3 separate regions of the Homo sapiens genome follow, and regions 1 and 2 are each linked to region 3. The links are chromatin contacts, found by Hi-C or POLR2A ChIA-PET in ENCODE. All regions are on one chromosome and are shown on one strand. The core of a region is the stretch at or near the end of the contact, and the rest is flanking DNA. Distances in the headings are between cores, read along the strand shown.

The links. Hi-C counts contacts between places; a loop is a spot of excess contacts on that map. ChIA-PET counts read pairs that join two places held with the same protein, here RNA polymerase II (POLR2A). Pooled maps may share reads with other maps.
Region 1: a loop to region 3 is called in a map with no recorded cell type, with 8 times the contacts of the local background. The contact joins two enhancer-like sites. A Hi-C loop is called at or near these places in 1 of 37 single-sample maps with no recorded cell type and 5 of 50 pooled maps.
Region 2: POLR2A ChIA-PET joins it to region 3 with 10 read pairs in activated T-cell. The contact joins two enhancer-like sites. POLR2A ChIA-PET finds 5 or more read pairs at or near these places in 2 of 52 experiments (H1 and activated T-cell).

The regions. Positions count from the first base shown.
Region 1 is chr19:47,288,566-47,291,265 of GRCh38, forward strand. No RefSeq gene overlaps it. Among named protein-coding and RNA genes, the nearest start is that of INAFM1, 15 kb to the left of the region's middle. RefSeq lists an enhancer at 1,303-2,154. Within about 2 kb of position 1,251, at least 14 of the 41 ENCODE cell types and tissues checked have a DNase peak (open chromatin) inside an H3K27ac peak, as active enhancers do.
Region 2 is chr19:47,322,797-47,325,496 of GRCh38, forward strand. No RefSeq gene overlaps it. Among named protein-coding and RNA genes, the nearest start is that of C5AR2, 8.0 kb to the right of the region's middle. Within about 2 kb of position 1,289, at least 7 of the 41 ENCODE cell types and tissues checked have a DNase peak (open chromatin) inside an H3K27ac peak, as active enhancers do.
Region 3 is chr19:47,788,627-47,791,326 of GRCh38, forward strand. No RefSeq gene overlaps it. Among named protein-coding and RNA genes, the nearest start is that of SELENOW, 11 kb to the left of the region's middle. Within about 2 kb of position 1,410, at least 2 of the 41 ENCODE cell types and tissues checked have a DNase peak (open chromatin) inside an H3K27ac peak, as active enhancers do.

The DNA of each region.
Region 1 (2,700 bases), core at 1-2,500, 500 kb before region 3:
GTGCGGTGCATCATGGGTGGACATGGGGAAACCCCATCTCTACTAGAAATACAAGAAATTAGCCAGGCGTGGTGGCATGTGCCTGTAGTCCCAGCTACTCAGGAGGCTGAGGCAGGAGAATCACTTGAACCCAGGAGGCAGAGGCTGCAGTGAGCTGAGATGGCACCACTGTACTCCAGCCTGGGCGACAGAGCAAGACTCTGTGTCAAAAAAACCCCAAAAACAAAAAACATGCAAATAAAGTAAAAAGTGATAGGTGGGACGGCCACCTGTCAGCTGTTGAGCTCTACTGTGGGAGAAGGTCTGGGGAAGGATTGGGAGGGGTGTACGCCATGAAGGGTGAGGCTGGGAGTGTTACACGTGTTATGCACAGTAGCAGGTATTGGTTAGAATGAGATAAGCTGCTGTAACAAATAGACCCCCCTGCTGCCCAGCCAACAATGGCTTAAAAAAGAGAGTTTATGGCTGGGCAAGGTGGTTCATGCCTGTAATCCCAGCACTTTGAAAGGCTGAGGTGGGAGGGATAGCATGAGGCCAGTAATTTGAAACCAGCCTAGGCAACATAGCAAGACCCTGTCTCTATAAGAGAAAAATTTTTAAAAATTAGGTGGGCTTGGTGATGTGTGTCTACAGTCTCAGTATTGGGGCTTAGCCTGGGAGGGTTCTTGACTTTGCCCATGTAAGAATTCAAGGGTGAGCCAGTGGTGTTATTTTTTTTTCTTTTTCCTTTTTTGAGACAGAGTGTTGCTCTGTCACCCAGGCTGGAGTGCAGTGGCATGATCTCAGCTCACTGCAACCTCCACTTCCCGGTTTCAAGTGATTCTTGTGCCTCAGCCTCCCAAGTAGCTGGGATTACAGGCATGTGTCACCGTGCCCGGCTAATGTTTTGTGGAGGTGAAGTTTCACCATGTTGCTGGCTGGTCTTGAATTCCTGGCTTCAAGTGATCCACCCACCTCGGGCTCCCAAGATGCTGGGATTACATGCATGAGTCACCGTGTCTGGCTCAGTGGTGTTAAATAGCAACTTTTACTGAAGCCTCAGTGCACAGCTGCAGCAGAGGAATTGCCCCTTGCAGAGCGGGGCTACCCCACAGGCAGTGTGCCCAGAAGAGCAGCCCAGAGGCAGCACTGCTGTCATATTTATACCCACTTTTAATTATATGCAAATCAAGGGGCAGTTTATGCAAAAATTTCTAGGATGAGGGTGGTAATTTCCAGTCACCGGGTCATTGCCATGGAAAGTGGTGCTAAGGTCCGAGTGTTGCCATGGCAATGGTAAACTGATACGGTACACTGGTGGGTGTGTCTTATGGAAAACTGCTTTTGCCCTAGACCTGTTTCAGCCAGTCCTCAGTTTGGTCCTGTGTACAAGCCCTGCCTCCTACCTCAGTAGGGTAGGGCACTGGGCAGAACTGTGTGACTCCCATTCCAGGCCCCAGCTCCTGGAGGACATTTCGAACACACCGTGAGGGGGAAGGGAAGCTGCTGTGTTGAAGGTAAGGACCCAGTCCTGGCAGGTTCATCACCTGCTGACTAAAGAGCCCTTGGGCCCTGAATAATCAGCAGCGGTGGCCAGGCCAGGTGGTTCACGCTGTGGGCCTTAGGTGAGACTCAAACGTGATGGCTTCAGGTGGAACCTGGCACATTCCCGGCTGTGGTGGCTACATGGGAGAGACTCCTTCTGCTTGAGAAAGCAGAGAGGCCAGGCGTGGTGGCTCATGCCTGTAATCCCAGCACTTTCTGATCAAGTGGATCACCTGAGGTCAGGAGTTCGAGACCAGCCTGGCCAACATGGTGAAACCCTGTCTCCACTAAAAATATAAAAATTAGCTGGGCGTGGTGGGGGTCGGGGGGGGCGCATGTAATTCCAGTTACTCGGGAGGCTGAGGCAGGAGAATCGCTCGAACCTGGGAGGCAGAGGCTGCAATGAGTCCAGTTCACGCCATTGCACTCCAGCCTGGATGACAGAGTAAGACACTGTCTCGGAAAAAAAAAAAAAAAAAAAGCAAAGGGAAGTCTGGGCGTGATGTCTCATGTCTGTAATCCCAGCACTTTGGGAGGCTGAGGTGGGTGGATCATCTGAGGTCAGGAATTCAGGACCAGCCTGGCCAACATGGCGAAACCCCATCTCTACTAAAAATACAAAAATTAGCCAGGTGTGGTGGTGCATGCCTACAATCCCAGCTACTTGGGAGGCTGAGGCAGGAGAATCGTTTGAATCCGGGAAGCAGAGGTTGCAGTGAGCTGAGATTGCGCCACTGCACTCCAGCCTGGGCAACAGAGCAAGACAATGTCTCAAAAAAAAAAAAAGGAAAGCAAAGTGAAGAGTAAATGCAACTTCGTCTTGCAGCTTAGCTGCCAGCTTGGCCACAGAGGGGTAGAGCCCCAAGTGCACTCTTGGGGTCCCCGATTCCAGGCCATGGCTCTTGGACAGCATTTTTGGACCTGCCCTGGGCCAGAGGGAAGTCCACAGCCTTGAAGGGAGAGTTCTAGGCCTGGCAGGATTCACTGCAAGCTGACCGAAGAGCGCTTGGGCCTGGAGTGAACATCAGTGGTGGCCAGGCAGTACTTGCCGTGGGCCTGGGGTGGTGGCCACAGGGAGAGACTTCTTGGCTTGTGGGAAGGAGAGAGAAGAGTGGGAAGGACTTTGTCTTGTGGCTTGGGTAGCCCCTCAGCTATAGTAGAATAGAGCGCCCAGTA
Region 2 (2,700 bases), core at 39-2,538, 470 kb before region 3:
CAAAAAAAAAAAAAAAAATTAAATTTAGAACTAGTGTACAGACCCAATGTCGTCCAACAGAAATATGATGTGGGCCACATGTATATCTTTGTTTTCTAGTAGCCACATTAAATAAGTAAAAAGAAATAGATGAAATACTTAATAATATAATACAATCATATGTTATATTAAGAACAATGAGGCTTATGTCTGTAATCCCAGCACTTTGGGAGGCCAGCCTGGGCAACATAGTGAGGCTCCATCTTCAAAAAAATTAGTCTGAGCATGGGGGCTCATGCTTGAAATCCCAGCACTTTGGGAGGCTGAGCTGGGCAGATCACAAAGCCAGGAGTTCGAAATCAGCTTGGCCAACATGGCGAAACCCCATCTCTACTAAAAACACAAAAATTAGCCGGACATGATGATGCACGTCTGTAATCCCAGGTACTCAGGAAGCTAAGGCATGAGAATCACTTGAACCCGGGAGGCAGAGGTTGCAGTGAGCTATGATTGTGGCTCGGCACTCTAGCCTGGGCGACAGAGTGAGACTCTCTCAGAAAAAAAAAAATTTTTTTTTTTAACGAAAAAATTAGCCGGTGTGGTTGGTAGTGCCTGTGGTCCCAGCTACTCGGGATGCCGAGGCTGGAGGATCGCTTGAGCATAGGAGTTTGAGGCTGCAGTGAGTTGTGATGCTGCACTCCAGCTTGGGTGACAGAGCAAGACCCTGTCTCCAAACAAACAAACAAACAAACAAAAAATTGCCTGAGTGTCTCGATGGACAGATGCTGCAGTCTCTTGAGCTTGCAGAAGTGGCTGTGAGTGGTGTCTGTGCCTGCTTGAGAGTAGACGTTGGTACCTGGGACAAGATCCTCTCTGTAACTTGTGCTCATTAGTGCAGATTCCCCAGGCATCGAGGTCACGGGGAAGGACCTGAGCCCCAGCCGCCTTCAGCTCCTGGGGGTGGGCTCCCGGCAGCTCCCTCCTCAAGAAGACAACACCAGCCTCCTGGCCTCCTGGCCTTCTCCCACCTGCTCCGGTCTCTTCCATGGCTGCCCCTGACCTGGATAGTTTCCCTCTGCCTCTTTGCTGGACCTTTCTCCGCGTCCTTTGCAGAGTTTTTTCCTCTTCGACGTTGGCGTTCCTCAGCTGTGTGTCCACCTCATTTGGTGCGCTCACTCCTGCAGCTTCATCCAATATCTTCAGCATCTCTCTTCCACACTGGGCCTCCCCACCCCCTTGCCACAGCCAGACTGACCTCAGCAGTCTCCCCGGAACCTCTTCCTCCCCTTCCCTCCCGACTCCAGAGACAACCCCGCGGTGCACCCAGTCACCCAGGCCTGAGCCTGGGGCCCATCCTGGATGCTACCTCCTTCCCGCCCCACGCCCTGCCTGGCCCATGCCCTCCATCCTCTCCCATTTGGCTCTCTGCCTTGCCCCTTCCCTGATTTCCTGGCTGTCCAGTCTGTTTTTCCCAGACCATCCCTGCCTCTATTCTGCCTTCCTTCAGGGGTTACCTCCTCCAGGAATACCTCCCTGACTTCCTCCTCTGCCTCCCCAACCCCTACATTCTATCTCTATTCCCAGTCATCCTGTAGCTTTCCTGGCTTCGGGAGTTGCAGGCAGTGGGTATTTTCTACCCACCCTGATTTGGGAAGGAGATAGTGTCCCAAAAGCTGGGAGGCCAAAGAGTAGGAGTCGGAGGCCAAGGAGTGGGATCCAGGTAGTCTTTCCAAGGCAGCCCCCATCTGGTGTTGACCTGCTCTGCCCAGTATGGAAGTGGGCTGAAGGGGCAGACAATTGCCAAATCTGTAGCTTGGAGAATCTGCTGGGTCAACAAGTTCCGAAGGGGAAGTGGTAGGGAAGGGAAGTGGATGATGGGCTTGGCTGAGTCAGGCTGTGTGCCCTTTCCGGCACCCACCCCCACTCCCTGCAGCCCTGGGATCTTATTCACGCATCTACTCTGCAGACCGGGATGCCTCTAAGTCCTGGAGCCAAAGCCTTCTCCTCTTTATCTGTGCCACGTGACCGTCCTGAACCCCACACCTCTCAGAGCCAGGAAGGCATTTCTCTAGATGAGCACAGTCCCATAGAAATAGACTGTGAGTGGCCGGGCGCGGTGGCTCACACCTGTAATCCCAGGGCTTTGGGAGGCCGAGGTGGGTGGATCACCTGAGGTCAGGAGTTCGAGACCAGCCTGGCCAACATGGCAAAACCTCGTCTCTACTAAAAATACAAAAACTAGCCAGGTGTGGTGGCGCATGACTGTAGTCTCAGCTACTCGGGAGGCTGAGGCAGGGGAATTACTTGAACCCGGGAGGCGGGAGTTGCGGCGAGCTGGGATCGTACCACTGCACTCCAGCCTGGGTGACAGAGCAAGACTCTGTCTCTAAATAAATAAATAAATAAAATAAAATAAAAGAGAAAGTAATAGACTGTGAGCCAGGAGGCAGGAGGATCGCTTGAGCCCAGGAGTTTAAGACCAGCCTGGGCAACATAGGGAGACCCTGTCTCTACAAAAATTAAAAACAAACAAATGAAATAACTGGGTGTGCAGGTATGCACCTGTAGTCCCAGTTACTCAGGAGGCTCAGGTGGGAGAATTGTTTGAGCTCAGGAGAGACTGAGGCTGTAGTGAGCCAAGATCGCACCACTGCACTCCAGCCTCGGTGACAGAGTAAGACCCTGTCTCAAAAAAAAAAAAAAAAAGAAATAGAATGATAT
Region 3 (2,700 bases), core at 160-2,659:
AAGTGATGCGTATCAGCTTTCGTCACAGCCCATTGGCCAGAACCAGTTACGCAGCCCCGCCCACTTTGAGAACCCCTACCACGAAACCCCTGCCTACCTGCAGAACTTGGCTGGGGAACTTAGTCTTCCTGTGTTTAGGAAAGGGATGAGAACTTGAAAACTTGGTGAGCACTACAAATATCTACCAGGGCTCTTATTTTAATCGTACCGTATGCATGAAAACGCCAGCATCGGATTTTGGCGTAATCAAGACAATTCACACCTTCAAAGAATTCAGCCTGACCATCACCCAGCCTGAAAAGGGGAGACACCGTGAATTCCTTTCTAACAGCGACAGCATGTGGCCGCGTCTGAGAACTGCATCTTCTCAGTTCACCTCGGATCACCGCGGAAGACCAGGAATCACTGTGGAATCCCTGTGGGTCACCAGGAATCACTTCCGGTCATCTAGATTTTAGGGTAGTCAAGTGAATCACCATCTTTGAATTGGTGACATGACACTTTCTTTTTAAAACTTAAAAATTAAAATTTAGCCGTGCGCGGTGGCTTACGCCTGTAATCCCAGCGCTTTGGGAGGCCGAAGAGGGCGGATCACGAGGTCAAGAGATCTAGACCAGTCTGGCCAACATGGTGAAACCCCGTCTCTACTAAAAATGCAAAAATGAGCCGGGCGTCGTAGCTCCCAGCTACTCGGGAGGCTGAGGCAGGAGAATCGCTTGAAGTCGGGAGGCGGAGGTTGTAGTGAGCTGAGATCGCGCCACTGCACTCCAGCCTGGGTGAGAGTGAAAAAAAAAAAAAAAATTAAAATTTTTCTAGGTACATAGTAGGTGTATATATTTATGGGGGACATGGGCTATTTTGATACAGGCATCCAATGCATACTAATAACATCAGGGTAAATGAGTTATCTATCCCCTCAAGCATTTAACTTTTGTGTTACAAATAATCCAATTAAACTCTTTTTTTTTCTTTTTTCTTTTTTTGAGACGGAGTCTTGCTCTGTCCCCCATGCTGGAGTGCAGTGGCAAGATCTCGGCTCACCGCAACCTCCGCCTCCTGGGTTCAAGCGATTCTCCTGCCTCAGCCTCCCGAGTAGCTGGGATTACAGGCATGCGCCACCACGCCCGGCTAATTTTTGTATTTTTAGTAGAGATGGGGTTTCACCATGTTGGCCAGGATGGTCTCGATCTCTTGATCTTGTTTATCCGCCCGCTTCGGCCTCCCAAAGTGCTGGGATTACACGCGTTAACCACCGCACTTGGCCTTTTTCTGTATTTTTAGTAGAGGCGGGGTTTCACCATGTTGGCCAGGCTGGCCTCAAATTCCTCACCTCAGGTGATCCACCCACCTCGGCCTCCCAGAGTGCTGGGATTACAGGTGTGAGTCACTGTGCCCGGCCACACAGGCGTGAGCCACACTGCGCCTGGCCAGGAGATTCTTTTTAATTTAGCAGTTTTCAGAATATTAAATTGGAGCCTCAACAACTTTCTCTAGTTTTTTTTTTCTCTCTTTTTTGAGGACCATTGTGAACCAATGGACTTTCATGCATCTGACGTCTTTCAATTCATTGCAGCTCTTCTTTGTAAGCTCAAGTTGTTCAGCCTTTGGTTTCTTTTCTTTTCTTTTAAAAAATATTATTATAGAAACGGGGTCTTGCTATGTTGCCTGGCTGGTCTCGAATTCCTGGGCTCCGGCGATTTGCCCGCTTCGACCTCCCAAAGCAGGAGGGGCTTTTGTTTTATCCAAGCTCTCTGTCCCCGCCCCCTCCCCCAGTAGCCTGTCGGGTGTCTCCTGCCTCCAAATCGGATCTAATTCTCTCTCTGCTCTGCTGAGACTGGCCCTGGCTTAAGAGGACTGGAACACTTGCTACATGGGACCAGGACAGGGTCAGAGAACCAGCGCCGGGGAGACCCAAGGGCCAGGATTGCCACCAGGGGGCAGCAGAGAGGCAGAGTAGCAGAAGGAAGAGGTGGGGGTGCTTCCATCTGACGGCGGGCAGTGGGAGGGCGGGGTGGTGGATGAGGAGGGGATGGTATAGAGGGAACAGTCCTCCCACCCCCACCAGAGTGGGTTAACAGTACTTACATGGTCACTGGATGCGTATTGAAGAATGAGCCCGGGCTCAGTGATTCACGCCTGTAATCTCAACACTGGGAGGTTGAAATGGGAGGGTCTCTGGAGGTCAGGAGTTCGAGACCAGCCTGGGCAATGTGAAAAAACCCCGTTCCTACCAAAAATACAAAAGATTAGCCAGGCGTGGTGGCACGCGCCTGTGGTCCCAGCCACTCGGGAGGCTGAGGTGGGAGGATCCCTTGAGCCCAGGAGGTGGAGGTTACAGTGAGCTGAGATCACACCCATTGCACTCCAGCCTGGGCGACAGAGTGAGACCCTGACTCAAAAAACAAACAAACAGACGAAAAAACAACAACAACAAGATAATTGAAGAAGATGTGGGCCAGGCGAGGTGGCTCACGCCTGTAATCCCAGCACTTTGGGAGGCCAAAGTGGTTGGATCACTGGAGGTCAGGAGTTCAAGACCAGCCTAGCCAACATGGTGAAACCCCGACTCTACTAAAAACACAAAAATGGCATGGTGGTACGTGCCTGTATTCCCAGCTACTTGGGAGGCTGAGGCAGGAGAATTGCTTGAAACTGGGAGGCAGAGGTTGCACTGAGCTGAGATCGCATCACTGCACTCTA